Regions from separate parts of the Homo sapiens genome. Here region 1 is linked to region 2. A link is a contact called in ENCODE Hi-C or POLR2A ChIA-PET data. All regions are on one chromosome and are shown on one strand. The core of a region is the stretch at or near the end of the contact, and the rest is flanking DNA. Distances in the headings are between cores, read along the strand shown.

Region 1 (2,700 bases), core at 18-2,517, 180 kb after region 2:
AAAAAAAAAAATTAAAAATTAGCCAGGTATGGTAACATAGACCTGTAGTCTCAGCTGTTCAGAAGGCTGAGGCAGGAGGGTCACTTGAGCTCAGGAGTTCAAGGCTGCAGTGAGCTATGATCATATTACTGCACTCCAGCCTGAGTGACAGAGAGTGAGACTCTGCCAAAAAAAAAAAAATCCAGCAGCATAGCATCTTCAAATCTCTCTCCATCCTTCTGCCTGACCCTCTGTCATCTCTGTCATCACATTGCCACTGTCTGACTCTGATTCCTCCTACATAATTGTTATAAAGGTCTGTGACTACATGGGCCCTCTCTGGATAATCCAGAATAATCTTTCCATCACAAGATCTTTAATTTGATCACAACTGCAAAGTCCTTTTTGCTATACAAGGAAACATTCACAGTTTCTGGGATTAGGAGGTGGACATGCTTGGGGAGTCATTATGCAGCCCACCACAATACTTTATGTTGCTTGAGTCTATTTATTTATATGCTGTAGTTTTGTAGAAAGAGTCATATTCATGGAGATTATGTTCAGGAAAGGAGAAAACAGAAAGGGAATTTATGTAGCCAAGTATATGAACAAGTGGTAAGAGGCAAGAACTATGTTCCCAGAGCTGAGAGGAACCTAAAGTTGTAAATAAGTTACCAACTGCCTCTGGGAGACATAAAGAACGAAGGGAGCGTCCTCTCACTAGCAATTGATCATCTTCCGTATGTGGTGTAACATATGCGGCTATTGCATTAATGTGCCTGGCTATGTATTGGAATATTTAGTGCCTACTCACTTTCTTTGATTCAGTTTATGTCAATGGAAATGACAACCAGTTCTGGTGTACTATAGTTTGGTAGTGACTGTCTCCCACTACTACATTATAAATTCCCCATGTGAGAGACTGTATTTAATTCATGATTATGAGCCAAACTCAGAAAAGTGACAGGCATGTAGTAGGCACTCAATAAATATTTGGTGAATAGAAAAATGATAAAAATAAAAACTTTGAGGTTAAAACAGAATGCTGGTGTCAAAATAACCCAGTAGAAAAAGGATAAGCAGCTTTAAGAGTTTCAGGAGAGTTAGAAGATGAGGTCATTTAAAAAAATTCTTTCTAATAAAAATAACTCCCTGAGTTATTTCTAAGTTTGTACTCAAGACAGACTCCCTGCAAGACTAGAATCTTCTAAGAAACTATTCCTGTAAAAGATTAAAATGAGAGAGACACAGTGTAAGTCTTACTCAGAGTTTGAAAACCACCTTTTAGTATTTAAAAAGGCATTAACCATGATCATTAATCAATAGAAAGGAATGTTCACAGAATGCTTAGAAGAAATGTTTGCTAAGGCAAGAAGTCAGAGAAAACGAAGGCATCCATGCCCAAGGCTGAAGACAAACGTTTTTCTTTTGCTTCAACAAATTAAAGCTGCTAGGAAAGAACAATTGACCAGAGAGGAACATTACTGTACAGCATATAAAATACTGCCAAGGTCAGCAAAACCTCAGCTTTTTATTTATTTTTTTATTTTTCTGTGCCAGTGATTGTTGAGAAATGAGTTTCTTGCAAGCCTGACTTAGACATTATGCTCCGAAGTTACTCAACACGAAGGATTTGGAAAGTACTTTTATTTCCTTTACTATTTGATGACGAGAATGAGTTACAGACATTTTCAGTAAATCTCTGTGCTTAAAATTGTTTATAAGGCCATTTCATAATGTCAGTGTGCTTTAATTTGTTCACTCATGCTGGATTCTCTGCTTCCCCCTTTGCTTTGGGCTTCTGAGAATTATTTCCAAGCAAATAACTATACCTCCAAGATTCCCAAAGCCACTCAGAAAAAAAGAAGCCACAAGGATGCATTTTTTTATATGAAGTGACTTAGCTGTGTAAAAAGAAGCACTGTTTTAAAATCCCACAGAGTATCTTTGGACACTTATGTAAAACTTATATGTAAGTATTTTAGCTGAAGACTGAGAATCAACTGGATTTATGGGGAGATAGTCCTCTCTTTTAAGCTGTTCCATGCTTACTGTACATCTCCCAGATCAGTGGGGTAACTTGTATTATGTTGTGCTGTGTTATTTATCCTTCCACGAATTGCTGCAAAAGCTGTGTTCTGGGTCATCCCCACAACTGCTGTGAACAAGGGCATGCCTTGCGAGGTGGCATGGGTTAAGGACCAAGGCTTAGGACCCCACAGGGCAGAGAGGCAAACTAGGCTTATATTAGTATTAAACCTGTGACTTGAGACTGCATCATATTGCTTCATTCTTAAAGACTTGAAGGATTTCCATCTTTTCTACAAGTTAATCTTAGGCAGTATCATAGCTCTTTTTTGTATATGATCAAATCACTTAATCTAATTATGCCCCATTTTTTTCTTGTGATTTGAAAGCATCATGAAAACTTTTATATATGCAGGTTTATCTGTTACTACTATGAAGAATCAAAAAATTCCAAAGCCTTCTAGTTCAGAAAACGTTAGGCCAGATTCTGTAATCACCTATGTTAAAGAACAAAGCTAAACAGCTAAATCAGGAAGTAGATAATAAAAGACAGATCACATTTAGACAAAGACATGGTTACTTTTTTATTTGAAGAAAAAAAAAGTATGTTTTAATAAATACTGCGGAAACATTGACCAAACAAACATACACAGTGACTTCAACAGTTTAAAAAATGCAACAAAAGTTCTGCTT
Region 2 (2,700 bases), core at 68-2,567:
TGCCAGAGCTTAGAGATTGGAAGTTGTGAAGCAGATGATTAGATCAGAGACTTAGAAATGGACCCAAGGAAAGAATACAGTTCTAACACCTGTTGCATGGATTTGGAGGAACAGACATAATGGTGATGGAGGGGATAACAATTAGTATACATTATTAGAATCAGACTAAGCAGCCATGCTGTTGACGCTGAGCTACCAATGCCTTACTGATCTTCCCCACCCCCACATCCACAGAGACACTTTATATAAGAAGAATCAATCCCTTCTTGAAAAGCACTAATAAATGTATCACAGTGAAAAAGTAAAAATGTTTGAAGAGCTCAGTGCTCTTCTCTTGTCTCCTGCCCCTCCTTTCAGTAATACCGACTTTTGCACCAGCACACATTGGTGCCTATTTCCAGGGCAACTTGCCAGTAGAGAATTTAGAAGGTAAGATGGGGCAAAGGCAGGAAAGATGCAAGAAAAAGAACATGTCCTGTAATGTGCAGGCTGTTCCTTTCCTCCTGTTCACAACCTAAACAGCATTCTTTTTGCTCTGCAGGAAAAGGAAACTTCATTCCTCTTCCTGATCCACTCCACGCCCACACATCTGCAATCCCAAACCAGTCAAGGAGGTACGCAAATGGAATTTACCACATGTTGAGTTGCTTCCCAGTAGGGTAAAGCAAATGGAAGCTGTAGCCCACAACTACAGCAAGTTAGGTTTTTCCAAGAGAGGTGAGGAGCTATTGTTATCTAAGAAGAACACTATAGCTTTGGGAAGTTGTTGAAGAGTTTTGCTGTGCACTAGACCCTACTTTGTGCGCACTGGGGTGTATGTTTGGAATTGTCTCAGCTTCTATGTTTCCACGTGTTTACAACTGCTGCGCTTCCATGCTGAGATCATGCAATGTGTGTTAACACCTACAATGAGTGTGTGAGCCCAGAGCAGCTGTCCAGCATGTGTTTCCAATGGTCTGGGGTATGTTCTAGCTGGAGCATGTCCACAGGAGTCTCGTAAAATGCTTCATGCTGTCTTTTCCTTTAGTTCTTCCTGACACCTGCATGTGGGAGTTGTGAGCTGAGTGTGTGAAATAGAATTGAAATGAAATCTGCCCTTTGAGTTCATGCAGGAGGTTCTTATGTGGGGGAAATGCACACGGAAACTTCTAGAGTCTTCAAATGAGGCAATATGCCAATAGGCCATTGAATTGTGGTCTTGTATGTGTAATGTTAAGGAATGGCTTCAATGGTCCAAACTTTCAAAATATGTTTGACCTACAATTATTGCCAAAATCCAGTAAGCATTGAGGATTGGGTTCTTTCTTGCCTGCTTGCCTGCCTGCCTGCCTTCTTTGGACTGCCAGGGACTTATGTGGCCCAGGGCCCTTTCAAGTTCTCTATGTTTCAGGAATGTTCTGGAAGCACTGGAATGTTATTTAGCAGCTGCTTCTTCTGGGGATATAGTGGTTTAATCACTAATGCAAATCTCCAAAGCATCATGTCTGACTGACTTGGAATGCCTAATTCCCTATTTCACCATGAAGCCAATATTTGAAATGTTTGTATGAAGAAAAAAATCTCTCTCTTTTAAAGTTGACTTTGAAATAGTATTGCAACATCTAATGATTTTGTGCAGCGACTATGTACAAGGCCTAGCTTGTGCAAAATGCCAGATCCTTGTTATTTTGGATCAGCTTTTGCAAGATTCTTTTAGCCCATTGCCCTGACCAGCTGGGATAATACTCTGCTTGCTGTCCCAGGCCAAAGGGCATGACTGTTTCATCTAGGGTGGCCTTCTGAGTAGCTGATGTAATTCAAAAAGACAGTTTTAATGGTCTAAACGCTGAAGCCATTGCCCTTCCATTCCCACACCCCACTGTCATTTATATATTTATAAGCTGTGCTCTATTCTGGAGTAACTTGAAACAAGATGTTTGAAACTTAATTATTTTGTGCTGATTCTCAAAAAGGAACTTAACTATTAATGAAAGAAGAGTTTTGTAAAGTATATATTTGTTTACACCATGAAGAACAGCAAGTTTCTATTAAAACAATTTAAAATGTAAAAGATAAAATGTGTCTAAAGGCCTCTATTCAAAAATGCATATAAGGGATTTTTGTGCATATGATGAAACAGTAACTTATAGCTTTGAGAAGACAGAGGAGTGAATTCTCTATTGCAAGGGTATCAAAAAGGTGATCATTTTGATATTCTTCAACAGGCACTGATTTATAGAAATACACATATATATATATAATTTAATAATAGTTCAATGTAGCACCTAGTTTGGCACAGATTTAATTATATACACTATAATGTGCTATATTTCTACTTAATCTCTGATTAAAATCAGCAACCATTTTGCTAATTCTTTTACTGCCCATGAAGATTTTTTTTTTTGGTCTAGTAGGCCTAATTTTCTACGAACATCACCACCACTGCCAGCAAACAGATGAATGGAAGAGAAGAACCTTCATTTAGTTCGCTATCTAGTTGATTTGTTTCCATAGTGACACTCACATATACACATTTACACACATGCACACACACGCAAGTGTGCACACTCCAAAATCTTTGATTTTGTGACTATAAATATTTGGATTGAAATAGTATTTTCCATTCCCTAGATATAGTTTAGTTAGAACTTGTCAGTTTACAATTTTTTTTTTTTTACACAAAAGGGGAGGAAAAAGATCTAGAGTAGGTATCTGCAGACT

The links. Hi-C counts contacts between places; a loop is a spot of excess contacts on that map. ChIA-PET counts read pairs that join two places held with the same protein, here RNA polymerase II (POLR2A). Pooled maps may share reads with other maps.
Region 1: a map of IMR-90 shows a loop between it and region 2 (3-fold over the local background). The contact joins two enhancer-like sites. A Hi-C loop is called at or near these places in 7 of 168 maps with a recorded cell type or tissue (IMR-90, PC-3, cardiac septum and 4 more) and 3 of 50 pooled maps. POLR2A ChIA-PET finds 5 or more read pairs at or near these places in 3 of 52 experiments (AG04450, MCF 10A and RWPE1).

Annotation. Positions count from the first base shown.
Region 1 is chr2:150,465,629-150,468,328 of GRCh38, forward strand. It overlaps RND3 (Rho family GTPase 3), which reads right to left. Exons shown (of 6, transcript NM_005168.5): 6 at 2,567-2,700. Among named protein-coding and RNA genes, the nearest start is that of RND3, 21 kb to the right of the region's middle. Within about 2 kb of position 1,268, at least 3 of the 41 ENCODE cell types and tissues checked have a DNase peak (open chromatin) inside an H3K27ac peak, as active enhancers do.
Region 2 is chr2:150,281,519-150,284,218 of GRCh38, forward strand. The region is part of intron 2 of LINC01818 (long intergenic non-protein coding RNA 1818); the gene reads left to right. Among named protein-coding and RNA genes, the nearest start is that of LINC01817, 26 kb to the left of the region's middle. Within about 2 kb of position 1,318, at least 4 of the 41 ENCODE cell types and tissues checked have a DNase peak (open chromatin) inside an H3K27ac peak, as active enhancers do.